Linked DNA regions of Homo sapiens: regions 1 and 2 are each linked to region 3. A link is a loop called in an ENCODE intact Hi-C map of the cell type or tissue named here. Cell type or tissue: MCF 10A. All regions are shown on one strand. Each heading gives the region's core, and the rest is flanking DNA. Links, peaks and the distances in the headings are about the cores only. Region 1 overlaps CEP85L (centrosomal protein 85L). Region 2 overlaps SLC35F1 (solute carrier family 35 member F1). Region 3 overlaps CEP85L (centrosomal protein 85L).

Region 1 (10,294 bases), core at 710-8,709, 110 kb before region 3:
ATACTAAGGGTCCTTCCATGGGCACTTCTAAAGGGAAGTCCTGCTTAGCAGCAGTTTTGGCCTCAGCATCTCCTCGGCAGTTTCCTTCTGCTGCTTCTCCTTCATCTTTTTGATGACCCCGGCAGTGTAAGACTGCCGCCTTCTTGGGTTTCTGCACTGCGTGCAGTAATTTCATGATTTCCTTGTGGTACTTAATGGGTGTCCCCTGAGAGGTTATAAACTCCCTCTCTTTCCATATTGCAGCATGGGCATGTAGAACTAGATAAGCATATCTGCTATCTGTATACACATTTATTCTTTTTCCTTCTCCCAGTTCTAAGGCTCAGGTAAGTGCCACGAGTTCTGCTAACTGGGTGCTGGTCCCTGGGGGAAGAGGCTTACTCTCAAGTACTGTTGCATTGCTAACTATGGCATAGCCTGCCCTTTGTACCTAAATGAACTTCTATCAGTATACAGGTTAAGGTCAGGGTTAGTTAAAGGAACTTCTAAGAGATCCTCCCAGGCGGCATAAGTCTGGGCAATAATTTGGTGGCAGTTATGCTCAATTGGCTCCCCATCCTCTGGGAGAAAAGTGGCAGAGTTGAGGGCTGCACATGTGCATATTTGAAACACTGATCCTTCAAGGATTAGTGCCTGGTATTTGAGTAGGTGGTTATCTGAGAGCCACAAACTTCCTTTAGCATTTAATATGCCACTTACATCATGAGTAGTCCAGACAGTGAGATCCTTTCCTTGTATTATTTTGATAGTCTCTGATACTAAGATGGCCGCTGCTGCAACCACCCATAAACAGTGAGGCCAGCCTTTTGCTACTACATTAGTTTCCTTACTTAGGTATGCCCCTGGTTGTAGGGCTATCCCACGGGTCTGACTTAGAACTCCAAGAGCTATTCCTGGTCTCTCTGTGACATATAAAGATAAATTTTGTCCCGTGGGAAGGCTTAGGGCTGGAGCATGTACTAGGGTCTGTTATAAAGTTTTGAAGGCTGTTTCCGCCTCTGATTCCCATTCTACTAGATGAGTTATTTGCCCTCTGGGTCTCCTTTATCAGAATATAGAGTGGCTTGGCCTTCTCACTGTATCCAGGGATTCACAGTTGGCAAAAGCCGGCGATTCCAAGGAATCCCTGCAACTGTTTCAATGTCTTAGGGCGAGGATAAGCCAGTATAGGCTCAATTTGTTCTTTGCTGAGGGCCCTAGTTCTTTCGGCTAGGTTTAAGCCTAGATATTTAATTTGTTGTTGGCAGAGCTGGGCCTCTGACTTAAATACCTTGTACCCTCGATTAGCTAGAAAATTCAAGAGATCTAGAGTAGTCTGTTGATGTGAGGCTTCCAAACTGGTAGCCCAAAGTAAGTCATCTGCGTATTGGAGGACTAGAGTGCCTGGACTTGAGAATTGGCCTAGGTCTTGGGCCAGTGCCTGACCAAACAGATGAGGGCTATCCCTAAACCCCTGGGGCAGGACCATCCACGAAAGTCGGGATGTGTGGTCTGTAGGATCCTCAAAGGCAAAGAGGAACTGGGAGTCAGTGTGCTGGGGAATGCAGGAGAAGGCATCCTTGAGGTCCAGAACAGTGAACCGTTCTGCTTCCTCTGGTATCTGAGAGAGCGGGGCTTAGGGGTTGGGTACAGCAGCATATAAAGGAATTACTGCCTCATTGATGATTCTGAGGTCTTGCACTGGTCTCCACTGACCATTTGGTTTTTGTACTCGTAGGATTGGGGTGTTGCAGGGACTGTCCCATTTTCTCACTAAGCCTTGAGCTTTTAAATGCCTAATAATATCCTCTGGTCCTTTATGAGCTTCAGGCCATAGGGGATATTGCCTTTGATAAGGAAAAGTGGTGGGGTCTTTTAGCCTAATTTGAACTGGACAGGCATTTTTTGCCCTACCGAATTGTCCTTCCATTGCCCAGACTTCAGGGTCGATTCCCTCCTCAAGTAAGGGACAACAAATGGGTAATTTGTCCCCCGTATTCGTGTAGTTAATAGCTCCAGCTTTGGATAATATGTCCCTCCTTAATAAGGGTGTGGGACTTTCAGGCATGATAAGAAAGACGTGAAAAGAGCAAGGTCTCCCAGTTGCAGCTGAGGAGGTGGGAGAAATACCTGGTTACAGGCTGTCCTAGGATTCCTTGGATGGTAATGGATCTTGAGGATAACTGTCTAGGGCAGGAGATTAACACTGAGAAGACCGTGCTGGTGTCCAGGAGGAAATCGATTTCCTGGTTCTTAATGGTTGAGCTTACCCGGGGCTCTGTGAGGGTGATATGAGCTGGCGCTTGCCCCAGGCACCCTCAGTCCTCTTGCTGAATCATCTGGCTGGGGGCTTCTGGCCCAGAGAGCCTTCATCATCTGGGGCAGCATGCCTTCCAATGGTTTCCTTGGCATATTGGACGTGGGCAAGGGGGCAGTTTGTTTTTTGTTGGACAATCTTTTTTAAAGTGTCTTTGCAAACCACAGTGATCACAAGCCCTACCAGGTGATTGTCCTGCTCCATTTTTTGTCCTTTCTGAACCTCCAATGTTTGCTTGTCTGAGAGCCATGACCAAGGCTGCGGTCTTTCTCTTATCTTGCTTTTCCCTTTTGGCCTGTTCCTCTCGGTCCATTTTATAGAACACCAAGGTCACCAGGTTTAATAATGCCTCCAAATTTTGTTCTGGGCCTAAGGCAGACTTTTGGAGTTTTCTCCTAATATTGGCCGCTGATTGGGTGATAAATTTATCCTTTAGAATAAGTTGGCCTTCCAGGGAATCCGGAGTTAGGGAGGTATACTTTCTTAGAGCCTCCCATACCCTTTCTAGAAAAGCTGAGGGGTTTTCTTCTTTTCCCTGTGTAATTGTGGATAGCATTGAGTAGTTCATAGGCTTCTTCCTACTTCTTCTTAACCCTTCCAAGATACAAGTTAGCAAATGCCTGCGGCTCCAATCTTCATGATCTGAGTCAGTATCCCAATGAGGGTCTACAGCGGTGACCTCCTGTTGCCCTGTGGGGGAATTTTTCCTTCTCCTCTGGGGCCATTTGATCTGTTTACCTGGCTGAGATACCATAAATCCCTAAATTGCTGGGCTGCCGCTAAAGCTCCCTCCTTTTCAGTAGGACTTAAGGTCTGATCAAGGAGCAACATGATGCCCCTCCATGCTAGATCAAAGGACTGTCCTAACCCTTGTAAGACATCTATATAGTTATTGGGATCATCCGAGAATTTCCCTGTATCTGCCTTTATTTGTTTTAAATCTGAGAGTGAGAAAGAGACATGCACATGGGTGGGCCTAAATTCTCCTCCTACTGCTTGTAAGGGACTTAGTTTGGGCGCCTGGTTCGCGGAGTTTACGTTTTCTTTTCGGTGTGCCTCTAACACTTTGGTGGGGCTGGATGGAGGAGAGTCAGTGAGGGAAGAGAGTGGGGCTAAGGAAGGAGGCCCTGAGTATGGAGGCAATTGTGGGTTTTTGTCATTTGGGCAAATCTTGCAGGCTTGGCATAGAGCAGTATTGTCACGAAGGGCAAAGAAAGCCTGTACATAAGGGATTTCACTCCATTTACCTTCCCGTTTACAGAAAAGATCTAGTTGTAGAATGGTGTTATAATTAATACTTCCCTCAGGGGGCCAAGTTTCTCCATTTTGTAAGGAGTACTGTGGCCAGGCATTGGTACAGAAGACAATCAGTCGCTTCTTTTTTAAGGTCTCAGGGTCGAACTTGTCCCAGTTATTCAGGATACATCTCAAGGGAGTGTCCAGTTTTGAAGGCGTGGTGCCCAACTGGAATTTTAAACACAGGTATGCCCGCACCCCTGGTTAGTCTTAGGGACTCATCTTCCCCTTAGGGCATCCCCCAAGGGTCCAGTCCAATTGTGCTCGGAGCGCATGATCGTCCTTGAGCCTTCCATTTACCAGATTTAACCACGCTTACCGGCAGAATGGAAATCATCCTTGCCCTCTGCCGTGCACCCATTGACCACTAGATGGGGCATGAGGACTGTTGGATTTATTGTGGTCCCTTTGCCAACGCGTCCTATCTGTTCTGGGGTGGCAAGGCCTGGGTCGGGGGCACCACTGATGCTTGCATGTCAAGGCCCAATTTACGTGGGCCTGGCCATAAAACTGCCCTTCAAGGAGGAATCTCTGAATTAGTGACAGGAGGCTTAGTAAGCTCAAAGGGGATGGTTGATGTCCTCTAGGCCAGGGCTGAGAGAACAACTGCTGCACTCTAGCCTTTTGTCCCCACTTTCCATCAAAGGAGTAAGCCCCCATCTTAAGGTGGTACCAGTATCCCGTGTCTCAATTGACTATATTTTCTTTCTTCCAATATCCATGATTGAATGGTTGAAAAAGCAATTCAACTGCTCTAAGGGCCGTACCCATACACCACAGATTATACTTGAGAGGCACCAAAAAAAGGAAATTCATCTGGGGAACAATGAAGAAAATGTCCTAGGGCCTCTACCATCCACATGAAAATTACAGATCTGTCTTCAAATTGTCCTGATGTGGGAGACCATACACGATGGTGGGGAACTGGCCTTTCAAAGTGGCCATCAGATGGCAACACCTGCCTAAATTCCAGAGGGCACCATCAACAAGGAACTTCTGAACACCACCTTAAAAACTTAAGTCTCCTAAATAGGGATTCTTGGTCCTGTCTAGTGGGAATAATCTTGCTTACCAGGTGAGGAAAGAAATCTAACCGGCAGTTATTTGAACCCAGGACGCAGGAGTCAGAAGATGTGGCTGTCTCACGCTTAGTAACCCATGCTGTGGGAGCCTCTGGTGGGGCCATGGTCTCAACCTGGATATCTGGGAGACCATGACATTTGCTGAGCACTCCCGGGTGTACTTCGGGACCACTACAGAAAGTGAAAGACTTAAAACTGGTTCCGGGCAAACCAGTGCTCCCAACTCCAAAGGGTCAGGGATTGTCAGAGAGCCCTTTCCCAGGCTGACACTCGTGTTTTTAGTCCAGTGGTCTTGCTAATCGCCTTTAACTGGCTGACAGGTGCCCAGTGTTTAGCCTCCGAATTCTAAGGAAGGATGGGACAGAATAGCAAGCAAAAGAGGTCCGAGGGTACTCACTGCGTGGCAGTTGGGATGCTCTTCCTGGAGTCTCCTGGCTGGCTCACTAAGATGTAACACCCAAGGTTCTTTGCCTAGCCACGCCAAAGAATTGGTGTGGCGGCTGACCATGGCGAGTGACAGATACTTGGACCAAGAGAGAGAATGAGCTGTAGGTTTTATTGAGCAGAGCGAAAGTACAAAGCTTCCACAGCATGGAAGGGGTCCCGAATGGGTTGCCACTGCTAGCTCGGGTGATTGCCTTTTAAACTCTTTAAGGCGGGAGATATGTGAGGCGGGAAGTATGTTCCAGTACAGGAGCGAGAAACAAAGGCAGTAAATTATTTTGTGACATGCTTTAGATTTTGAGAAAAACTGAAATTGCGACTTACGCTTACCTGATTTATGGCCTTGCAGCTGCACAGCAAAAAAGCAGGATCTTATAGAACTTACAAACAGTGTTTACAAGGAATTGGGAGGATAGATAAGGCCCACTGATCACAGAAAAATGGGCAGTTAATCTTTTCTTTAACTCTGGTTTCGGGGGAGGGCACACAGGAAAACTTACACCTAAAATTCTCGCTGTTTATAGCTTTCTTGGGGAAGAAAACATATAAGTAAATCCTGGTGTTAGGAATATTTTAAGCATATATTATACCTCAATATTATTTATCCAGAACCGAAGTAATCCCTGATGCAGGAAATGAGTGAGTTTTACAGCTTTCCAAGCCCCTACTCGACCCAGGAAGCCCAGCTGGCATCACCTCTCACTTTTAATTGTATCTCCTGCAAAGCGCAAGGTTTTACTATTTTTAAAATTTTTTTTATTTTTATTTTTTAGAGACTGGAGCTTGCTACATTGCCCAGGCTGGTCTTGAACTCCTGGGCTCAAGTGATCCCCTCCTACCTCAGCCTTTTTTTTTTTTTGACACAGAGTCTCGCTCTCTTGCCCAGGCTGGAGTGCAGTGGCACTATCATGGTTCACTGCAAGCTCCGCCTCCCGGGTTCAAGTGATTCTCCTGCCTCAGCCTCCTGAGTAGCTGGGATTACAGGTGCACGCCACCACGCCTGGCTAATTTTTGTATTTTTACTAGAGACAGCGTTTCACCATGTTGGCCAGGCTGGTCTCGAACTCCTGACCTTGTGATCCACCTGCCTCAGCCTCCCAAAGTGCTGGGATTACAGGCATGAGCCACTGCACCTGGACTTTTTTTTTTTTTTTTTTAAAGACAGGGTCCTGCAGTGTTGCCCAGGCTGTAGTGTAGTGGTGCATACCGTCATACCTGGCCACAGAGCACAGGTTCCCTCCCATACTCCCTGTTTTTTTTTTTTCATTGTTTTGAAGATAGTCTCACTCTGTCACCCAGGCTGGCGTGCAGTTGTGCTATCATGGCTCACTGTGATCCTTCTATCATGGTCTCAAGTGATCCTTCTGCTTCAGCCTCCCAAGTAGCTTTGGTTACAGGCTTGTACCACCATTCCTGGCTTTTGTTTTTGTTTTTGTTTTTTGTAAGGACAGGGTCCTATTATGTTGTCCAGGTTGGTCTTGAACTCCTGGGCTCAAGTGATCCTCCAGCCTCTGCCTCTCTAAGTGTTGGGATTACAGGCATGACCCACCACATCTGGCCTCATAGAGCACAAGTTTTAAAATTTGAAATTCACTGTACTGGTTTTTTCCCTTTATGGTTTGTGCTTTTTATGTCAAGTTTAAGAACTCTTTGCCTGGTTCTACATCTTGAAGATATTTTCTCATTTTTTTCTTAAATATTTTATTATTATATTTGTGATCCATTTTGAGTTAATTTTTTATATATGTGTGTTTAGGAGTCCCCAAGGCTTCTCCTAGACTCAGTGATTCTCATAAAGAATCACAGAACTTAAAGTTGTTATACTTACGGCTATGGTTTGTTACAGCTAAAGGATACAGATTTAAATCAGTGATGGAAAAAGAAGCAAAGGACAGGGTCCAGGAGACACCAGACCCAAATTTATAGTCGTTCTATCACTGCGAAGTCATGTGCACAGTTTGTTTCTTCTAGCAGTGATGTATGAGAACATGTGGAATATTGAAAACTGGGTAAGCTCAGCTGAGCCCTGGTGTCCAGGGTTTTTTGGTAGGTCGGTATGTAGGTGTGGTTGACTGCCCTCATGGATGACCTCCGTCTGCAGCCCTCAAGCTGATACCATTTGGTCCAAGGCCCCCACCATTAATCACATTATTAGCATAGACTATATGGAGTGGCCTAAAACCCCCAGGTAAAGAAAGACTTTCTTACTAGGCTGGACATTCCAAGGGCTTAGAGGTTACTTCCTAGGAGCTGGGCAAGGGCCAAATCTTTCTCGGAACGTGCACGGTGTGGGAAACCCAGACTTTTGCTGAGTTAATTAATCCTTATTGCACAGTGTGAGACATAGACTGAGGTTTTTTTTTTTCCCATTTACTTTTTGGGTAGAGTTATTATGTGTACTGTTTTGTTTTTCAAATTGTTTTAGCTCTTCTAGTTTCTTTTCCTTTCTGTATAAGCTTAGAATATTGAAGTCTGGGTATTTGGTTAAAAAAAGGAAGAAAGAGAAAAATAAGCTTAGAATAATCAAGCTACTGTAAGTAAAACTCTTAAAAATTGTGTTTGCACAAAAAAGAATACAAAAAAAGTCTTCCTAGGAATTTGATAGGAATTTTGTTGTTTAGCTATCAGATTGGGGAGAAATAACATCTTTTCTTGGTGAGTTTTCCAGTCTATGAACATGGTATGTTCTTCATTTATTTAGATTTTTTATTTTGCTCATCAGCGTTGTATAGTTTTTAATATTTTCTATGCATATGTTGTTAGATTTACACTTAATATTTTATGTTTTTGGAGTGATTGTAAATTATATTGTATTTTCAAGTTTTAAGACATAGAACACAGAAATAAGTTTAGAAATACATTTATAATATAGAAATACATTTGCTTTTAAAAAAATCTATCTATCTATCTATCTATCTATCTATCTATCTATCTATCTGTCTGTCTGTCTGTCTATGAATGAATGATGGAGTTTTGTTCTTGTTGCCCAGGCTGGAGTGCAATGGCACGATCTTGGCTCACTGCAACCTCCACCTCCGGGGTCCAAGCAATTCTCCTGCCTCAGCCTCCCGAGTAGCTGGGATTACAGGCATGTGCCACCACCAGCTAATTTTTTTATTTTCAATAGAGACGGGGTTTCTCCATGTTGGTCAGGCTGTCCTTGAACTCCTGACCTCAGGTGATCCACCTGCCTCAGCCTCCCAAAGTGCTGGGATTACAGGTGTGAGCCACTGCGCCCGGCCACATTTGCTTTTTGTATATTTATCTTGTATTTGTTACCTTGCTGAACTCACGCATTAGTTCTAAGAGTTTGTTTTGGTAGATACCTTGGAATTTTGAATGTAGACAATCACATTGTCTATAAATAAGGAGTTTTTTCTTTCTGATTTGTGTGCCTTTTGTTTTCTTCTCTTGACTTACTGCAGTGACTAGAAGAATCTAGCACAATGTTTATGAGTAGTAGAAGTGGATATCCTTGCCTTGTTTCTGATTACACAGATATAGCATTCAGTCTTTTCACTATTAAGTAGCAGTAGTATAGCTGTTAGCTGTAGGTTTTTGTAGATACCATTTATCAATTTGAGGGCACTTCTTATTCCTAGTTTGCAGAGGGTTTTTATCATGAATAGGTATTAGATGTTGTCAATTTTTTTTCCTCAATGAATTGATTTATGATTTTCTTCTTTAGTTTGTTGATATGGTGGTGCATTTTATTACTTGATTTAAAAAATGTTTAACGAACTTTTTATCCCTGGAATAAGCGCCACTTGGTCATGGTATATAATTCTTTTTATATATTGCTGAATTTTGTTTATAGTTTGTTAAGGATTGTTTTCGTGTATCGATAAGGAATATTGTCCTGTAGTTTTTTTCTCAGGTACTCTCTGGATATCAGGGTTAATACTATAATACCTTTATAAATGAATGGGGAAATGTTCTCTCTTATTTTTTGGAAGAGATTGTATAGAATGGTGCTGATTCTTTTTTATACATTTGGTAGAATTTTCAGTGAAACACTCTGGGCCCAGAATTTTTTTTTTTTTTTTGAGACACAGATTTGCTCTTGTTGCCCAGGCTGGAGTGCAGTGGTGCGATCTCGGGTCACCACAACCTCCAACTCCTGGGTTCAAGCGATTCTCCTTCCTCAGCCTCCCGAGTAGCTGGGATTATAGGTGTGTGCCACCACGCCGGGCTAATCTTTGTAGTTTTAGTAGAGAGAGGATTTTGCCATGTTGACCAGGCTGGTCTTGAACTCCTGACCTCAGGTGATCCACCCGCCTTGGCCCCACAAAGTACTAGGATTACAGGCGTGAGCCACTGCACCTGGCCAGTGGGCCCAGAGATTTTTAATTTTTGAAATTTTAAAATTATGAATTCGATTTCCTTAATAGTTATAAAGTAATTCAAATTATCTGTTTCAAATTGGATGCGTTGCATTTGTTTTTTAGAGGAAGTGGTTGATTTCACCTAAATTATCAAGTTTATGTGTGTAGAATTGTTTATAACATTCTCTTATTATTTGTTAGATGTCTGCAGGCTATGTGGTGATGTCTCCTGTTTCATTTCAGTTATTGTTTTTCTTTCTTTTTTTCGAGACGGAGTTTTGCTCTTGTTGCCCAGGCTGGAGTACAGTGGCGCGATCTCGGCTCACTGCAACCTCTGCCCGCCGGGTTAAGCGATTCTCTTGCCTCAGCCTCCTGAGTAGCTGGGATTACAGGCCCACCACTCCTGGCTAATTTTTGTATTTTTAGTAGAGGGGATTTCTCCATGTTGGTCAGGCTGGTCTCAAACTCCTGACTTCAGGCGATCCGCCCGCCTCGACCTCCCAAAGTGCTGGGATTACAGGTGTGAGCCACCACACCTGGCCTCATTTCAGTTATTGTTAATTTGTGTCTTCCTGCCTTGTTTTTCAGTTTTGGTAGCAGTTTGTTGATTTTACTGATCTCTACAAAGAACCATCTCCTGATCACATTAATTTTCTCATTTGTTTTCTGTTTTCAATTTCAGCAATTTCTGCTCTTTGTTGCTTCCTTTTTTTCTGCTTTGGGTCTGTTGAACTCTTCTTTTTTTCTAGGTTCTTGTTAGCAGATTAGATTACTGATTTGAGAGTCCCCCCCCCCCCCCCCCGCTTTTTTTTTTTTTTGAGACAGAGTCTCACTCTGTCGCCCAGGCTAGA
Region 2 (10,294 bases), core at 661-8,660, 530 kb after region 3:
TTTATAAATATTTCTAGTTAGTCTTTACTACAGTGTACTCTGATTACTTATTTCATGTGTATATTCACTTTAAAATTTGAGCTCCCTAAAGTCAGAGACCTTATAAGCCCAACAGCCAACACAGTGCCAAGGATATAGGGTACTAATAATTGTCTGATAAATGAGAATGAAAACAGAAACTCCTTTCTGTTCCATTTTCTCTTTATCTTATATCCAGTAACATTTCTAGAAATTGTAATATCCTCCAATGAAATGTATTTTGAATTAGTCAGGCACCTCAACATATACAACATTAGAACTGGATGTTCAACCTAATTCTTGTAATTCTACAATGTAATCAGGGGCTTTGTGAAATGGGAATAATTAGGCTTTCTTCAAAGACAATCAAGGGTGCTTGTACCTCCTGCCACCCCTTACATTTCTTTAATGATGTGCATCCTGGAATCCCAGATTTAGCAGAGGTTTTGGAGGTCTAGCCCATCTGATCACCCAAACCTCAGTGGGAGGTTTACTTATGTAGATTTCTGAAGTTTCCCCCCTCACACATTGTCTCAAAATCAACGATGTTGAGAACACCTCACAAACAGAGTCTGCAATCTTACACATGAGGCTCTAGACAAGGTTCCATGGTTACCATAAACATATAAAACAGAAACCCATTCGATGAGTAAAAAGAATCAGAGGCCTCAAACTCAACACGGGTAGAAGAAATTTCACAACTGTGCTAACAGCAACTTTTTACTACAGTAAAGGGAAAAAAATTCTGATAAGTAATTCTTGCTGGCACAGTTAGGAGAAACATGAATCAGATACTCCTGATGAGATGTACAAAGTGCTCCATCATCCCATCATGCTGGGAAACAAAAGGCTCCAATATTGAAAACATCATCAGCTGGATCCCATGGATACAAGTTAAGGAACAATGACATTGATGATCGCGCAGCACATCCTATGGAAGCAGAACTGGATTTTCTCTTTTCTCCTACAACAGACCCTCTTACATGACTTTGGACTAAGAGCCACAGAGAAGAAAAGAAAGACATAATTATAAAATTTTAACTCTCTGTGCTTTAAGAAGAGTGTTTTAAGCAAGATTTTCTCTTTTTGATGTAAAGGCAGAACACAGCAGGATTGGGAACATACCAGTATGCTGATTACTAGAGAGCAAGCTGTGTTAGTGAAATAAAAAGCACTATTAATATTTTCTAGATGCAGGTTAGGTAAAATGAATGTATCTGAAGTCTACTTCTGTTGGAAAAAGGAAAAACATCGTGAGGCAAAACCAATCCTTAAGCTATACCTGCTGATATTTGCTTTACACCACAGTTAAATCTTAACAGTATTCAAGGGACCAGAAACTAGCCTCTGACTCATAAGAAAATCTTCCAATGGGGTAACGGAGGGTTGTGATATTATGGACTGTACAAAGAAAAGCTCTCCAACCTGAGCCCTGTTCCACCACCAACTTTGGGAATTATAATTAACTGAAGCTTTTTTGACACAGGAGGTGATGTCCAAGCAAGGTGTAAGTTTGGGGGATGTGGTGGGGAGCTGCTCTTCGCTAGCTTTCCATCTAAACTGACCACAAAGGCATCTACTAACATATAAATGAGTCAGACAGTAGTACAGGCTAAGCTGAAAAATGGATTCACATTGTGTAAAAGAATTAATAACACTAGGCATGCGGGGAACAGGTCAAGCCTGACAGGGACCAGATTGAGAGTTCAGGCAAGAGTTGTGGCTACCAGAGCAAGCTCCACATGCCCCCAAAGGAAAGTAACAAGAGCCATGAAATGAGCCACAGGATGAGGGCAGGGTTGTCACATAAAACATGGGATGTCTTATTAAACTGGAATTTCAGACACATGAAGAATAATTTTGGAGTGTAAGTAATGGGACAGGCTTATACAGAAATATTATTCTTTGTGTATCTGAAATTCAAATTCAGTGGGTGTCCTGTATTTTTATTTGCTAAATCTGACAACTCTAGATGAGGAAATGGGGCTCAAGGTAGCCTTAAATGAGACAAAGAGAGAGACTAGGGAATGACAGTGTAAGTGAGACAGAATGGGAACCAGGGTTTCTGCCAGAGGAAAGCTGACTTAGGTCTGAAGCAAGCTAGGAGTCAAAGGAAAGGGCCAGTGAAGAAAATAACGTGAAGGGAAAAGTAAAGTTTTTGTAGTGAGTAACTGTGTATTGAAGATAAACAGCACTTAAGACCACATGGCTTGTTGCTCATTATGATGAAGATGTAAGGAAGGGGAGGGACACGGTGTTGGTGTCCACAAAAAAGGGAACGACTAATCCAGCCTGAAGAAAAACACTAAGTAAATGTGGTAAAGGGGACCTGGACTCTGTGACAGACTCCATACAACTGGTAATCTGGTAAGATTTATTTTCTTTGCAAACTGGAGAGGGTGGGGGCCAGGGGAGGGGGAAGAGTTATTTTCCATAGGAATATTCTTTCAAAGTGGAACCAAAGAGAAAATAGGCCCTTATTTCTGTTATTGGACATTTCTAAAGCATGAAAAAATCAGGCACCACTTTACTGCTTTGGAGGGAGAAGATAGGTCCAATAGCAGAGGAAATCAAATTCAGTTCAGATAAACACATCTGAAGAAATAAAATAATTTACTCTGAAAAAAATGACTGTAATAAATACTTGTATTAGTTTATCAGAAAAGACTTTGGTACAATATGAAGCACAATCTTCCTAAAATTCAAGTAAAAACTAAATCTACTCCCAAATTAACATAAAAATAATTTTTCATCTTAATATTTATTATTCCAACTGCTTGTTTCTTCTGGAAATCCATTACTAAATGAAGCTAAAATTTAAGCCTCTGCCTCTGAAAATCTTTCCCTATCATTAAAAAATTTTGATAAAGAATTACCTCAATATCCTATGCATTAAAAGAAAAATCAATGACCAAAACCACAAAAGTATTTAATAGATTTAAATACATAAAAACTTAAAATTGCTCAAATGCATATATTTTTAAAACCATAGACAAGTAAATGGCAAACTACAAACCTAGAAATACCCCAGATATAGCAGATGGAGATATATTAGTCTTACACTATTAAGAGCTCATTTTAGAAGATAAAATCTTTTACACCACATAGGAAAATGGAAAAAAGTCATGAGAAGATAATTTATAAAAAAGGAAAAAAAATGGACAATGAACACAGAAAATAGCTAACTTCCCTAGGAATCAAAAAAATCCTTATTATATCAATACTTAGCTAACATTTTCATGTATCAAATTAGCTATTTTTTAAATTAAAATATTTAGCACTAATTAAGGTAGTGAGCATCAAACACCTTCCTAGTGTATAAATTGGTTTTAAAAAACCTTTCTAGAAAGTAGTTCAGCAGTATATGTCAAAAGCCTTGGGAGGCTGAGGCAGGAGAATCGCTTGAACCCGGGAGGCAGAGGTTGCAGTGGGCCGAGATCGCACCATTGCACTCCAGCCTGGGTGAGGGAGAGAGACTCCGTCTCAAAAAAAAAAAAAGAAAGAAAGAAAAAGAAAAAGAAAAATCATGTTCTTTCATCCAGGAATTCCACTTCTAGGAATCTGTCCTAAGGAAATCATCACATGTATCATCAAAGACTTACAAAGATATTCATCACACTTATTTATAATAGTGTAGAAAATGGAAAAGCATATAAATGTATAAATGTTCATTAATAAAAGAATAGTTAAAATTGAATACTGGACAGTCATTAAAATTGCAGTTAAAACAATTTAATTTAAATGATCCTTGATTGATATAATATTAAGATTTTCAAAGTAGCACACAAAACTATATTTATCTGTCTATATACAGCATGATTACAATTATACATGAAAACAGTGGAAGAAAATATGCCCCAACGTTAACTGTGATTAAATGATTTATAGGATTATGGAGCAATTATTGTTTTCCTTTAAATACTTTGCCTGTGTTTTCTGAGGATTCTGCAATAAATGTGTACTACTTTTGAAATCAGGGGAGAAAATGAGCAGAACTAGATTTAGCTAAAGAACTTTTTTTTTATTATAGCAAGGAAAATAGCAACATAGATTAATCTAAGAATATGCATAGGCTTAGACCTGTACAAGGCAATAAATAAATACCTTGGTATTTATTTAAACATTTATATTTACATATTTAATGATTACCTTGTGTACTGCAACTCTTTATTTATCATCTAAATAATACAGTAAAAAATAAACAGGAATTAAACTGAACAAAGAACAAAATCTTTGCTCCCCAAATCAAATTTTCCTCCCTTAAAACTGAGTTTGCCACATAATCCAACTATGTTATTTGTTTTCTTACAACCTAAAATTTGTAAAATTTGAAATTACTCTTCTAAAAAGGAAGAAAGCCAATTAGCAGTTTTCTTTCAGCCAGGGTTTCTCCGGTTTACCTTGGAGGTGAGAGATTTGAGTAAATGTCTTGTTGCCACTATAGGCATGAATAGGAATTAGCGCCCTCTTGTGAGCATGAGATGAAAACCTTAAAATACATTTGAAGCTGAAAGGGACTTCAGTTATTTCACCATGAGGGAAGACAAAGAATTGTGCTCACTAGACAAAGAAGATCACACTCCTTAAAGTAAAATCATCTCAGAATTCCTGATTATTTAGATTTTCAACATACAATGCATTTGTATGGGAAAGTGCCTGACATTCAATAGATTTACAGCTTGTCTTAAAATTCATGAGAGGCAACGTGAATGTTCTGTACTACTGCCACTGCGTGGGAAGTTATCACAGTGGAGGACGTGATAATCTACCTTTTGGCGAGTACGATGTACTGTGCTCACATGTAAAAAGCAGAATTTCCAGAAGAGGGATCAAGTCTTTCAGAAATGATAGAAGATAGTAACTTTTCTAAATTCTTAAAGAGTCATAAATCATTTCTTGAAAAATAAAAATGATGAAAACAACTTGTTAGCGCAGGAACAAAATAAAATTGGAGATTATTTAGAATACAGACTACAACTTCAGCATAGCACAGAGCACTTGTAGAACAGAATAAGTTCCCTTTTACATAGGTTAGTAGATTCCCGTCTACAAAAATAAATAAATAAATAAGAGAATCACATCTCCTATCACTCTAATCTGGGAGTTTTTAAAATTACACCTTACTATAGTAATTTCACATCTGATTGACAGGTTAAGATACACAATTAATTCTAAAACATCAAAGTGGGAGGGAGATCATACTAAAATGAAAAAAAATTTTCAAGGCATTAGGTCCTATAGTATTCTTCAACAACACTGCCAGACTTTTCCTGGGATGCTGCCAGCCAATCCCAGGTCAAAGCTTAATTGGCATTCCCAGTTAGCGGACTCTAAATTTGAGAAAGGCCACACATTGTCTTTAAGCATTTATAATGCAGTTAACTCTAATCAAAATTTCTTTATTTTTGTCAAATAACTTCAACAAACTTTTTTTCTAGCTATTTAATGTTCTCATTTATTTGAGGATGGGCATTAGCACTGAAGGGTGAGTGAATGACATTGGAAAATCATTTTAGTCAACTTGTTTCTAAACATCAATGGAAGGAAGTAAACATTTCCATCTGTTCAGCTCATTAGTGCTGATAAATGGAGATTGCAAAACTCAGAGGCTATGGATTCCTAATGGACTTGACTTACATCAGTGGCTCTCCAAGTGTGGTGTGGGAAATCCCTAAGATCCTTTCAAGAAGTCCAAACCTTCAAAACTACTTTCATAATCATACTAACACATTATTTGCCTTTATCACTCTCATTCTCCTACAAGTATACAATGCAAGTTTTGCAACAGATTGATGCAGAAGCAGATATGTGAGTCCACTTGTCTTCTATTAAGTCAGACATTAAAGAGATTTGCAAAAATGTAAAACAATGCTACTCTTCTCACTTTCTGTTTTATTTTGGAAAACACAATTTAAAAAGCATTATTTAGATTAACCCACATGGGCTTACTTTTGTTCTTTGGACATGTCATAAATATTTTTAAATTCCTCTATTTTAATTTATAATGTAATGAATATAAATTGAGATAATCCCACAGAAACCAAAGCTCTTTGGGTCTTTAATAATTTTAAAGAGTGTAAATGAGTCCTAGACCAAAATTCTTAAGAATAGCTGTCACAGATCTCTTATTTTGATTCAGCATTAAAAAGTTATATTAATGTTGAGCTCAGACACTCCAAAAAATCTTTCCAGATTTTCAGAATCAAAGCAACCTCCTGCTGTGCTCCAGAGTTCAAAGGCATTTTTGACTTTATGCTACTCAAAATCCAAATTAAATTTCACTTCAGTGCAGAATAAGAAATTTTCAAATATCATTCATTCATCCATTCAATAAAAATTTACTGAGTATCTATCATGTGAAAATACAGCTATGTTTGGAACATTGCTAGTCTGGGGAAATAAAATGGTATCTTTTCAGACTAAAACCATATATGCCCTGCTCCTAAATAGTAAGACCTAACACTGATTAAGTATATGCTAAGTGCTAGACCTTGTACTAAGTGCTTAATGGCATAACTAATTTATTTCTAACAAGAACCCTATGTATTATTATTATTCCTATTTCATGGATGAGGAAACTGGGGCATAGAGAGATTAAACAATTTGTCCAAAGAGCTGACAAGTGGCAGAGCCAGGATTCAAACCAGCAGAATCTCTGCATATAACCTCCCCAGTAAAACTGGCACCATCCAGCAGGGTACTGGGCCTGGATATGCATACCAGCTGCATGTAACAGAGCTAAACCCAAAGCAATGTCAAGATTCACTGGATGTAGTTTACCTTGGCAGAGCTGGAAGAAACCATAACTTTGAGTTTACTGTTAATTCCTGGATTCTGACTATTGGACTAAAAAATTAATTGATAGGTACTTCTGGTCATCCTTCACTTATTCACAGTTATAAAAGTTGTGAAGAAATGGCCCTAATATTACCCATAATCCTAAAGTATAGTTTCTATAAAACAAGTTTTGACCAGCTGGGCATGGTGGTACAAGATTATATTCCCAGGTACTGGGAAGGCTGAGGCAGGAGGGTCTCTTCAGCCTAGGAGTTCTAGGCTGCAATGAGCATGACTGCATTCCAGCCTGGGCAACAGAGCAAGACCTTGTCTCAAAAAAATATATATTAAAAATTAAATAAATAAATAAACAAAATAATAATAAATTTAAAAACAAGTTTTGACCTTGCAATGTGGAGAGACCCAGAAAGCATATCATCATCAAACCAGCTCTCAGGAAAAATGTCTACGAACCTTCAGTAACACTTATTTTTAGGTAAATAGATGAGTAAATAAATACATAAATCAGTCATTATGTCCTTTGTCCCCTTACAACCCCAAATCCATATGTTGAAGTCCTAACCCCCAGTTCACTTCAGGATGAGACTGTACTAGGAGATAAGGACTTTAAAGAAGGTAAAATGAGGTCATGTGGGTGGACCGTCATCCAACAGGACTGCTGTCTTTATAAGAAGAGAGAGACTAGGGACACATAGGTACAGAGAAAAAGCCATGTGAAAGCACAGCAAGAAGGTGGCCATCTGCAAGCCAAGGAGAGAGGCTTTGGAAGATACCAAACCTGCCACTGACACCTTGATCTTGGACTTCCAGCCTCCTGTGAGATATTGTGAAAAAAATAAATTTCTATTGTTTAAGCCTCCTAGTCTGTGGGATTTTGTTATAGTAGTCCTAACAGATACTGTAACAGATAAAACACCAGCCAAACTCTTTCATCCAACTGTATTTTTTAAAATTCCACAATTTTAACATTTATCATAATGCTTGTAAACTTATTAAATTGTAGCATCTAGGTACTTGCCTATGAAGAAAAACAGAAGTATCCCTAATTTTATAATGGGGATCTAGGTATGGGTGGCTGATATGATTTGGCTGTGTCCCCACCCAAACTTCATCTTGAATTGTAGTTTCCATAATCCTCACATGTCATGGGAGGGACCCAGTGGGAGGTAACTGACTCATGGGGGCAGGTTTTTCCCATGCTGTTCTTGTGATAGTGAATAAGTCTTATGAGATCTGATGGTTTTATAAAGGGCAGTTCCCCTGTACACGCTCTTGCCTGCCACCATGTAAGATGTGTCTTTGCTCCTCCTTCGCCTTCTGCCATGATTGTGAGGCCTCCCTAGCTATGTGGAACTGTGAGTCCATTAAATCTCTTTTTCTTTATAAATAACCCAGTCTTAGGTATGTCTTTATTAGCAGCATGAGAACAGACTAATATGGTAAATTGGTACTGCAGAGTGGGGGCACTGCTGTAAACATACCCAAAAATGCAGAAGTAACTTTGGAAATGGGTAACAGGCAGAGGTTGTAACCACTTGGAGGGCTCAGAAAAACAAAAGAAAATGTGGGAAAATTTGGAACTTCCTAGAGACTTGTTGAATGGCTTTGACCAAAATGCTGATAGTGATATGGACAATCAAGTCCAGGCTGAGGTGGTCTCATAAGGAGATGTGGAGTTTGTTGGGAACTAGAGTAAAGCTCACTCTTGCAATGCAAAGAGACTGGTGGCATTTTGACCCTACCTTAGAGATCTGTGAAAACTCAAACTTGAGAGGGATGACTTAAAGTATCTGGCAGAAGAAATTTCTAAGCAGCAAAGTATTCAAAAGGAAGCAGAGCATGAAAGTTTGGAAAATTTGCACCCTGATGATGATATAAAAGAAAAACCCTTTTTCTGGGGAGAAATTCAAGCCAGCTGGAGAAATTTGCAAAAGTAATGAAGAGCCAAATGTTAATCACCAAGACAATAGGGAAAATGTCTCCAGGGCATATCAGAGACCTTCACAGCAAGCCCTTCCATCCATCACAGGCCTGGAGGCCTAGGAGGGAAAAATGGTTTCCTGGGCCAGGCCCAGGGCCCCTGTCCTCTATGTAGCCCCAGACATGGTGCCCTGTGTCCCAGCTGCTATAGCTCTAGCCAGGGCTAAAAGGGGCCAATGTACAGGTCAGGCTGTTGCTTCAGAGGGTGCAAGCTCCAAGCCTTGGTGGTTTACATGTGGCATTGGGCCTGCAGGTGCATACAAGTCAAGAACTGAGGTTTGGGAACCTTCACTTAGATTTCAGAGGATGTATGGAAATGACTGGATGTCCAGGCAGAAGCTTACTGCAGGGGTGGACCCCTCATGGAGAGCCTCTGCTAGGGCAGTGCAGAAGGGAAATGTTGGGTTGGAGTCCCCACACAGAGTCCCTACTGGGGCACTGCTTAGTGGAGCTGTGAGAAGAGAGCCACCATCCTCCAGATGCCAGAACTGTGATCCAGTGACAGCTTGCACTGTGCACCTGGAAAGGCCACAGACACTCAACAACAGCCTGTGAAAGCAGCTGGGAGGGGGGCTGTACCCTGCAAAGCCACAAGGGCAGAGCTGCCCAAGGCCATGGGAACCCACCTCTTGCATCAGCATGACCTGGATATGAGACATGGAGTCAAATGAGATTATTTTGGAACTTGAAGGTTTAATGACTGCCCTATTGGATTTCGGACTTGCACGAGGCCTGTAGCCCCTTTGTTTTGGCCAATTTCTCCCACTTGGAATGGGTGTATTTACCCAATGCCTGTACCTCCATTGTATCTAGGAAGTAACTAACTTGCTTTTGATTTTACAGGCGCGTAGGTGGAGGGTACTTGCCTTATCTCAGATAAGGTTTTGGAATTGGACTTTTGGATTAATGATGGAATAAGTTAATACTTTGGGAGACTATTGAGAAGGCATGGTTGTGTTCTGAAATGTGAGGACATGAGATTTGGGAGGGAGCAGAAGCAGAATAATAAGATTTGGCTGTGTCCCCACCAAAATCTAATCTTGAGTTGTAGTTCCCATAATCCCTACATGTCGTGAAAGGGACCCAGTAGGAACTAATTGAAACATAGGGGCGAGTCTTCCCCATGCTGTTCTTGTGACAGTGAATAAGTCTCACAAGATCTGATGGTTTTATAAAGGGCAGTTCCCCTGAACATTCTGCTGCCCACCACCATGTAAGACATGCCTTTGCTCCTCCTTCTCCTTTTGCCATGATTGTGAGGCCTCTCCAGCCATGTGGAACTGTGAGTCCATTAAACCTCCTTTTCTTTATAAATTACCCAGTCTCGGATATTTCTTCATAGTAGTATGAAAATTGACTAATACAGTGGCTCTCAGGTGGCACCAGGTAGTGGTGGTTGTGGTCCACCTCCCCAGTCCACAAGGAGCTGACAAGGAAAATCTGTAGAAAAAGAGACTAACTGAAAAGACACTATTTAAAAAGTAGATAGAGAAATTCA
Region 3 (10,294 bases), core at 1,234-9,233:
CAGGAAGATGGCTTGAGCCCAAGAGTTCAAGGCTGTAGTGAGCTCTAATCACACCGCTGCCTTCCAGCCTGAGTGACAGAGTGACACCCTGTCTCTAAAATAGAAAAAAAAAAAATCTGCTTCTACTAATATTAATATAGTTACTCTGGCTCTCTTTTGATTATTTTTAGCACAGGTTTTCCTCTTTTTACTTTTAACCTGTTTGTGTCCTTATGTTCAGAATGGTTTTCTTTCTTGTAGATAGTATATAGTTAGGTCCTACTTTTTATCCATTCTGCCAATGTCTGCCTTTTGTTTGGGAGTATCTAAACCATTTACATGTTGTGATTATTGATATGGTCAAGTTTAAATCTCCTATATTGGTATTTGTTTTCTTTTTTTTTTTTTTTTTTTGAGACAGTGTCTTGCTCTGTCTCCCAGGCTGAAGTGCAATGGCACGATCTCAGCTCACTGCAACCTCTGCCTCCCAGGTTCAAGCCATTCTCCTGCCTCAGCCTCCCAGGTAGCTGGGACTACAGGCATGCATCACCATGACCAGCTAATTTTTGTATTTTTAGTGGAGATGGGGTTTCACCATGCTGGCCAGGCTGGTCTTGAACTCCGGACCTCAAGTGATCCACCTGCCTCAGCCTCCCAAAGTGCTAGGATTACAGATGTGAGCCACTGTGCCTGGCATTGCTATTTGTTTTCTTATTGTCCCATCTGATCTTTGTTCCCCTTTGCCTTCTCTTGAATTAGTTGAATATTTTTTTACAATTCCTGTTATCTCTTTATTGGCATGTTAGCTATACCTCTATTGTTATAATGATTGCTTTAGAGTTTATAATATATTTTAAAGTATAGCAGTCTATCTTCAAGTAATACTATACTATTTTATGTATAATGTAAGAATCTTATAAAGCATAGTTCCATTTTTTTCTCTTCTAGCCTTTGAGCTGTTTTGTCATACATTCTACATCTACAAAGGTTATACAACGTGGATATAAATTTTTTTTTGCCTCAAACAATTTATGATCTTTTAATGAGATTTAAATAATAAGAAAAATATCTTATGTATTTATTTGCCCATGTGTTTATCATTTCTGGTATTCTTCTTTCTTTTGTGTAAATTCAGGTTTTCATCTGGTATATTGTTCTTTTACCTCAAGGTGTTCCTTTATCATTTTTTTTGTAGTTGAAGTCTGGGGTGATCAATTCTTTCAGCTTTTAAGTTTCCAAAAAAGATCTTTATTTAACCTTTAAAAAAATATTTTCTGTGGGTGAAGTATTATAGGTTAACAGGTTTTTTTTGTATGCTTTTTGTGTTGTTTTCAAATTTTTTCTCATGTCAAAAATTTTAGGTTGAGAGCTTTTAAATTTTAGTACTTAAAGTACTTCATTGTCTTATTGATTGCATTATTTCAGTTGAGAAATTTGCCATCCTCTTCATCTTTGTCTCCTTGAATGGATTTATCTTTTTTCCCTCTGGTTGCTATTAAGATTTTATCACTGTAATCTATTTGATTTAGATGTACCTTGTCTTAGATTTCTTCATGTTACTTTTATTTGGGGTTCACTGGGCTTCCTGAACCTATGGGTGTATAGTTCTCATCAGATTTGGTAAAATTTTGGCCTGTTATACACAAATATTTTTTTTCTGTCCCCTACTCCCACCCCCTGCCACCTTCTTACCTCCTCTTTAGAGATTCCAATTGTACATGTATTTGGCCTCTTATAATCTCGCGGCTCACTGATACTATGAGCTTTTTTGTTTTATTTCTTTGTCCTTTTTTCTCTAGTGTTTCTTTTTAGATAGTTTCTATTGCTGTTTTTAAATTTACTGTACTTTTGTGCTGTAATGTCTAATGTTTTAATCACCATTCAGTGTGTTGTTTGTCATGTATGTCTCCTCTTAACATGTTCGTTCATTCTTCTAACTTAAGCATATGAATAGTTATAATAACTGATTTACTATCCTTGTCTATTTTAACATCTCTGTCAGTTCTAGCTCACTTTCAGTTGATTGGATTTTCTTATTATTATGAGTTACATTTTTTCTGCTTTTTTTGTACTCCCAATAATTTTTTGATGCCAGGCATTATGAATTTTAACTTGTTTTTGATATTACATTTTTGTATTCCTGAACTTTATTCTAGGAAGCAGTTTTTGTACTTGCTTTTAAGTTTTGTTAGGTGGCATTAGAGCTGTTTTATCAAGGGTTATTTTTTCCCCACTGAGACAAGACTCATCTTACAAACCCTGGGTTTCTCAGCCTCAGCACTGTTGATTTTTTTTGGATCAGATAATTCACTATTGAGGGTGGCTATCCTGTTCATTGTAGACATTTAGTAGCATCTCTGGCTTCTGCTCACTAGATGCCAGTAACATTCTGCCCCAGTTGTGAAAATTGAAAATGTCTCTGGATGTTGCTAAATGTTAACTGGTTTCAAAACTGTCCCCAGTTGAGAATTGCTGATGCCCTGGGAATCATGAAGCTTTTTATTCTGGCAGTTGGGAATAGCCAGTAATTCCAAGGCACCCTGAAGCACTGTTCCCTGTAATATTTTTTTTGGTTGCCCTTCCACTCTACACACACCGTCGGTAGCTTCCTCATGCCTGTATTAATTAGTATTCAACCGAGTGCCCAAGGGTTATCGAGTACTGTGAACTAACTACAGCTGCCTTGGTTTCTCCAGATTCTCAGCTTTGTGTCTTCAATTCAGGGAGACCACCATTCCTGTGCTGGGGCTTGAAAACTCTCTCAGCAGGAAGTGCAGTCAGTCATAGGGCCCACCTCATTAGTTACCTATCTCTAAGAGATTACTGTTCTTAATTGCCTGGTGGCCCAATGCCTTGAGAGTCTTCACTTCCTATATTTTGTCTTTTTTAAAAAATTGTTTCAGGCATGAGGGCAAAACTAGTCCCTGCCTGCTACTGCACCTTGGCTGGAAAAGGAAGGGTTTTTTTTTTTTTCTTTCTTGTAAAGCTTTAAATTATTTGAAAAGTGTTATATGACGAATCTCTCCTGACTTATCTCCTATTTAATGTTTTATATGTGGATTTTCTTAAAGGTTAGCAAATTTTAGAAATCATCCTGAGTAGAACAAGGTCTTTTGATGCAACCTGAAACATACAACTTACTTGTTCCAAAAGTTACTTTGTAAGTAATTTTGGAAAACATCAAGCTATTTGTTTACTCATACTATCTTTATTATTCTTTAAAAGCTCTCTCCTTCAAAACTTCATCATGAGAGTTAATAAATTTTTGAAGATGAGAGATACTGCATACAAAGCTCTTAGCATCATGCCTGGCACAAAACAGTTTTAAAATTTCTAAGCATACATATTTACAGAAATTAAATAACTTGCTTAAAGCAAGCTATGAGTTGTTGAAGAAAGCAAGGTGTGACTGTTAGAATCTAAGAGGAATATTAAAGGAATCTAAGAGGAATAAGCTCCTTAAGGTTCTTCTAACTATTAGAAAATTATAACTCATAATGTGACCTTAATTTATGTTTTGCAGGCAGAAGCAACAAATTACCCACCTGCATGAGAGGATAAGGGATAATGAATTACGGGCTCAACATGCCATGTTAGGACATTATGTAAATTGTGAGGATTCTTATGTGGCTAGTTTGCAGGTAAGATTACAGAGGATTTTGTAGCTGTTTTAGTAGTAAAGCTTGTGTTAATAATATACTTACCTTGTAATATAAGGACATTTTAAATCAACTTAATAATGTATTCACATGATTTATATTTATTTATATGTGTGGCAAAGAGTGTCCAACTACAGCCTTCCATCTGTCCAGATTGCACACCCCTCTCCACACACATACAGGAACTACTGTTGTCAGTTTCTGGTGTATCCCTTCCAGAGTTGATGCATATCACAAGCAGATATAAGTGTGTTTTATCCTTCTTCTGCATTTAAAAAAATATAAGAATATGTACATTATCTGGCACCTTGCTTTTTTTTAAATGTTATATACAATTATATAACACACAGTGATTATTTCTCTATCATTACCTAGATAACACCCCTTTCCCTTGCTTTTGCAGTTACACGATCTTCTGTTTTATGGAGATAGCATAATTTATTCTACCTGCCCCCTACTCATCAAAATTTGAGTTGTTTTCAGTTTAGGGTTATTGTAAATGATGCTGTAAAGAATAACCTTTTATAAATACTGTTTTGCTCATATGCAGATATTCTTGTAAGTTACATTTCCAGAAGTGAAATTTCTAGGTATTGAGTTTGTGATTTTTACTGATACTGTCAAATTGCTCTTTAGGAGAGCAGTGTATAAGAACTCTCACCGTCCCACTCCCCAACTCCCAGCCATGCTAACAGAGTGTGTTATTAAACTTGGATTTTTGCCCTTCTAGTAGGTCTATATAAAAGAAAGGGGAGATTTATCTCCTTATGGTCATATGGTTTTAATATGTATTTCTCTTAAGAGTGATGTTATATTTCTTTTTATAAATTTAAGGGCCCATTCACATTTCTTTTCATATCCTTTGATCATTTTTTATGTTAGGTTGTAGGTTTTTGCTTATTGTTTTTTGGAGCCCTGTATATATAAAGGAAATTAGCTTTTTGTCTATAATTTAATTTGAAAATAAATTTTCCAATTTTGTCTCAATATTTTGTTTATATTATTATTTCCTTTTCCTCTATGTAATTTTTTCTACAATGAGGTCTGATTCTAATGAGTATTTTATAAATGAATCTCACCTTTACAAATGAGCCTATTTAACCAAACAGTGACATAACATCCACTGTGTTAAATTCTGATGTCACAAAAGTGAAAAATAGTTCCTGCTTTCATGGATCTCAAAACTTACAGAGGGAGAGACCATATAGGAAAACAAGTTTGTCTATTCCTTCTAAATTTATTTGTATTCACTGTAGGTAAGACAGTGTCTACGCCATATGAATAGAAATGTAAATGAGGTTAATTTTGCCCATAAGGAGAGTATAGTCTAATTGGAACACAGATATAGAGTCTATGAGGCCCGTTAACAAAATTTATATGACTGGAATGGCTACTTTCCTTAATTATTACTCAGTTTTAAAAAGAGCTTCCTTTAAAACTTGTTTGCATGTTTATTTTTATATAAACTTTATATTGGTTTATTTCCCAAAGAAAAAGACTGTTGGCGTACTTATTGGGATCTAAAGTGAGGCCTGATAACTTTGTGGTGGTATATACTTCTATTTGTGGATGTTGTTATTGTTGTTCTCTTCATTACGGCCTTTATTCCTAGATTTTAAGTTAAGTGGAATTGTTTCCTTCATCATATCTTCAAATGTGATATTTATAAATACTAGAGACATTGGTATATTAAAATCAGGAAATATTGATGAGAAAATAACTATCAGATTTTCTTGAGGCCAGAGGCATTTAACATAGAGACTCCAACTTGCCTTTTATACTTTAGTTATGAATACATCATGTTATAATTTGGTCTCATCTTGGACTTCTGTCACATGATAGCAAGGCTTTATAATGAGTACTGAGAATAATGTACAGTTATTTGAAAATGGTATTTCTATACTATGGAAGTAGTGTATCTTGCTTTGGTAACAGCATTTTAGTAGAATTGTTCAATTTCTCTTTAACATTCTGTCATTCGGAATAAAGGCTTTAATTATATAATTATCATATTATCGAAAGCATGTAAAAAATAGGTATCTGAAGGATGAAGCAAATGTTCTTTTGACACAGCATCAGGCCAGTAGAGGGCTCTCCAAGCCAGCGTGCAAGGACAAATAAAAATATTAGTATTTGGAAGGATATGTAAAAGGGGTTGTTAAAAATATTAGTAGGATTTTGAAGTATGTGAGGAATTGAAATATTATTGAGAAATCTGATTTTAAAAGATGAGAGCAATTTGTAAAAGAGAATACAAGGAAAATCTTAATACTAAATGGGTATGATAAATATATAAGATAAACTTCTATCAATGGATAGATACAGAGAGCCAATAAAATGGTGAGGGTTAGAAGAAACAGCAGATAGAGTAATAAAATATTTCTTTAGCGAAGGATTTTTTTAACTTTGGATCTTTGAATGATGTAATTTTTTATGCATAGCATTTTGTATAGGTACATTTTTCTGATCCATAACATATTCATCCTAATTCTATAGACACTAGACAAAGAAAATTATGCTTTTAATAATAATTATTGAAATTAATGTGTATTCTAGAGTAAATAAGTCAGTAAAATAAAAGTAACATTTTTAAATGAATTTATAGATGGAAAACATACTCTTAATAAGTAACTTCTATTTTCTTATTAAAAATTTGACTAACCTTACAATTAAGATGACCTTAGAAGTAGATATCACTCAGTCTCATAGGTAGAGAATGAGAACCATGTCTTTATTCTAAAATCCAAACTTTCTGGATAGTTCTAATGGTAGATTGGTAGAGCCAAGGAATAGTTTGTATTTCCATTTATACCTAAATTTCCATCTGTGGTTAACAGGACTTTGTGGAATAAACCAAATATGAAGGACCCTTTTTCTTTACTTAAATTGGAGAAGAAAGAGGTCTCTTCTTTCTGTATATATGTGTACCTTGGAAAGATCAACCAAATAATAGTTACTATTATTAAGTTTCATTGTTGCATCATTTCTTTTCTTTCCATTTTATTCTTTTTCTTTCCATTTATATCATTTTTTTCTATTTTTTCTTCAATTGGTTTGTTTCCACCACCAAGTCTGTACTAATGAACATTTAATAAAATGAATCCCACCTTTGCAAATGAGCCTCCTCAACAAAACATTAAACATCTAATGTGTTAAATTCTGGGAACACAAAAGCAAAGAATGGTTTCTGCCTTTATGGAACTTAAACCCTACAGAGAGAGTATACCAAAAAATATATTTATCCATTTCCTTAAAAATTGTTTATCTTAACTATGGATAAGGTTCCATTTATGCTGTAGCAATAGAAATGTGAATGAAGCTGGTTTTGCCCTCAAGGAATGTGTAGTCTAATGGAGAACACAGACAAGAGATAGTTGCAGTGTGTTGATTCGCACAGGGTTTATGTATGAAGTGCTGTGGGAACCCCAGCTATGAACATAGAAGCTAATCTTCCAAAAGCCTGGCCAGGCTTCCTGTAGGAAGTGATAATCTAGTTTGAGAACCTGATGAACTAAATGAATTGAGCCAGGTGAAGGGGGTGAAGGAATAGTGTTTTGAGGCATAGTGTATGGCATATGGAGAAGCTTAAAGGAATGATGAGAAATATAATGCATTTGGAAAACTACAAATTATTCTGTGTGGATGAAATGTAATGTGAGAGAAAGGTAGTGGTAGATATGTGGTTGAAGAGGTAAGCAAGGGCCGAGTGATATCAATGACCTGAGGTGTAAAGGTTTGCTTAGGGCTGGCCCAGTTTATGCCTGCTGTGCTTATAAATTTATTAATAGTGCCATCTTTCACCTCCAAAGTATCCTAGTTTGGTTACTCTGATGGCATAATAGAGATTGGATTTAAGGTAGATGTTATTGGAGGCAGGGAAACCAGTCAGGAAGCTGTCTCAATAGTCCAAAAGTTATGTGAACATTTGAATTTTATCTGTAGTGGTCAGAATGAGAAGAAGACTGTTGATTAAACATCTGTATGACCAAGCCATGGTAAAATGGGCCAGATTTAATGACATATTTAATGTGGTGAGAGAATGATTGCCTAATTTCATACAGCAACAATTGATTGGTTTATAGAGATTACTATGTTAAGGATCTGTTTAGAGGAGAAAAATAGTGAGTTAAACTTACACATTGTAAATTTGGGGTTGAGTGAAGAATGAGGGTAATATTTGTGGGTGCAGGTCTGAGCCAGAGATAAGAGATTTAGGTGTTGTCAGTCTAGGTGGGTGGTTATTAAAGCCTTGGGCATGATCAGGTATTCCAAGGGAGGATTTGTGCAATGAGAGGAAAATGGGATCCAGAACTAGAAACAGGAAACAGCAGCATTTTAGAAGGTAGCAGAAGAGCACAACTTGTGAAGGAGCCTGAGGGAGTTGTTCTAGAAAGGAAAGCAAGCAAGTGTTTTTCCATAGAAAGGGAACCGTTGTATAAAAGTCAGAGAAGGCAGATAAAGGTTGAAAAGATGTTACTAAATGTAGAAATTAAAACATCTGACCTCAGATTTTTGTTTTTCTATATGATTAAGTTCACATAGAGTTTCAACTACAGCTTGTCTTGCTACAAAACACATTTCTATGGTGCAAATTTGCTCATACACAATTGGTAAATAGGAGAATGATGTCTGCTTAGTTTTCTAGATTGGTTCATAAGTGCTTTCCCCCACCAACTCCCCAGGCAAGGGGAGTTAGAATATGGTGAATAAAATTAAAATATTTGGCCAGCAAAGCAAAAGGCTTAGGGTTACCTACTACATTAGCAGAAGCTTTTTCCAACTTACATAAGAAAATTGTAAAAGAGTACCTGCCCTTTGGGTGCTCTTCCTTGAGAAGTGCACTTCCTTCTTTATAGACTTTCAGTTCACGCCAGGTTATGCTCCCTCCTACTCCACCTGCACGGCAAGCCCTATATCACAGAGTCCACCTATATCATCTGAACACTCACCAGACCTCTAATTAAAGTACCGCCAGCATTTTGACTGTGTGTGTATGTGGTTTTAAAATATCACTGTGACCACCTGTTCAGACTGTCCAAGTTATCTCCTGAGTCACTGTTTTTGTTAGTGCACTAGTTAAAATTGCATCAGTTTGAATTGAGTGTTTTTAATCCTATTCGTTCCATACGCCCTATTATTTTTAGTGCATGATTTTCCAGGAATGTCTATATTGCATTATAGTAGAAGCACCTGTGTTAACTTTTTAAAAATTTATTAACTTTACTTTTTAGAGCAGTTTTACATTTACTACAAAATTGAATGGGAAGTACCAAGATCTCCCATATCCTCCATATCTTCACACGTGCTCAACCTCCCCCACTATCAATGTTTTGTACCTTAGGGTACATTATTTATAATTAGTGAACCTATATTGACACACCATTAACACTCAAAAACCAATAGTTTATATTAGGATCACTCCTGGTGTTGTGCAATCTAAGGGTTTTGACAAATTAGTAATGACATGTATCCACCATTATCGTATCATGCAGAGTAGTTTCACTGCCCTAGAAATTTTCTGTGCTCTGCCTGTTCAACCCATTGGACCCCTAGCAACCACTGAACTTGTTATGGTCTCTATAGTTTTGCCTTTCCCAGAATGTTATGTAATTGGAATCATATAGTACATACTATTCAAACCATTTCTTTTTAAACTGGCTTCTTTCACTTAGTAGTATGCATTTAAGTTTCCTCTATATCTTTTCATGGCTTGATAGTTCATTTTTCTTTATTACTGAATAATGTTCCGCTTTCTGGGTATATCACAGTTTAGTGCATGATTTTCCAGTGGTTTTCCAGGAATGCATATATTTGTATTATAGTAGAAGCATCTGTGTTAACTTTTTTTTTTTTTTTTTTTTTTTTTTTTTGAGTACAGTGACGTGATCTTGGCTCACTGCAACCTCCGCCTCCTGGGTTCAAGCAATTCTCCTGCCTCAGCCTCCTGAGTAGCTGGGATTACAGGCGCGTGTCACCACACACAGCTAATTTTTGTATTTTTATTAGAGACGGGGTTTCAACATGTTGGCCAGGCTGGTCTTGAACTCCTGACTTCATGATCTGCCTGCCTTAGTCCCGCCAAAGTGCTGGGATTACAGGTGTGAGCCACCGCGCCTGGCCCCACCTGTGATAACTTTTTGAAAATTTATGAATTTTATTTTTTAGAGCAGTTTTAGGCTGACTACAAAATTAAATGGGAAGTACCAAGATTTCCCATATCCTCCATATCCCCACACATGCACAGCCTTCACCTACTGAAGGGCATCTTGATAATTTCCAAGTTTTGGCAATTATGAGTAAAGCCGCTGTAGTGATATAGGAAAAACCAAAGATGCATTTTTCCCACTCTACTCTCCACTCAGCACAGTACTTCTGCACCACATGTATGGTATTTGTTTCCCTACACACCAGGCAGTCAGTTCTGCATATTCTTCAGCAGACACCATCTGGGTGTCTGTCTTCTAATTTAATCCTGACACTGTATGTGTAGAGATAGCGTCAGAACCCACAGACTGAGGACTCACTACCACAAGACTGCCCTCCACTTCAGATGCCAATTTCAAGTCCCAAATGCTTCTTACCAACTGGCTATAAATCAGAGTTCACATAACTCCCTCCCTGGGTTTGATTAACTTGCTGAAACTCAGAAGCTTTTT

The links. A loop is a pair of places that touch in the nucleus more often than their neighbours do. Peaks named below come from ENCODE experiments on the same cell type or tissue, not always from the same donor. Only the 100,000 strongest peaks of a DNase experiment are listed, where the experiment ranks them.
Region 1: a loop joins it to region 3, with 6 times the contacts of the local background. A loop is called at or near these places in 5 of 110 quality-filtered maps.
Region 2: it touches region 3 in a loop (13-fold over the local background); 8 of 110 quality-filtered maps call a loop at or near these places.

Annotation. Positions count from the first base shown.
Region 1 is chr6:118,612,628-118,622,921 of GRCh38, reverse strand. All of the region lies in intron 2 of CEP85L (centrosomal protein 85L), which reads left to right. Among named protein-coding and RNA genes, the nearest start is that of CEP85L, 34 kb to the left of the region's middle. In MCF 10A, for the core only: a CTCF peak has its summit at 3,967; a DNase peak (open chromatin) is centred at 3,971.
Region 2 is chr6:117,970,424-117,980,717 of GRCh38, reverse strand. The region is part of intron 1 of SLC35F1 (solute carrier family 35 member F1); the gene reads right to left. Among named protein-coding and RNA genes, the nearest start is that of SLC35F1, 68 kb to the right of the region's middle. In MCF 10A, for the core only: a CTCF peak has its summit at 4,505 (motif pointing left); a DNase peak (open chromatin) is centred at 4,487.
Region 3 is chr6:118,504,624-118,514,917 of GRCh38, reverse strand. CEP85L (centrosomal protein 85L) reads left to right here. Exons shown (of 13, transcript NM_001042475.3): 5 at 3,503-3,620. Among named protein-coding and RNA genes, the nearest start is that of PLN, 39 kb to the left of the region's middle. In MCF 10A, for the core only: a CTCF peak has its summit at 5,729 (motif pointing right); no DNase peak of the experiment used is centred there.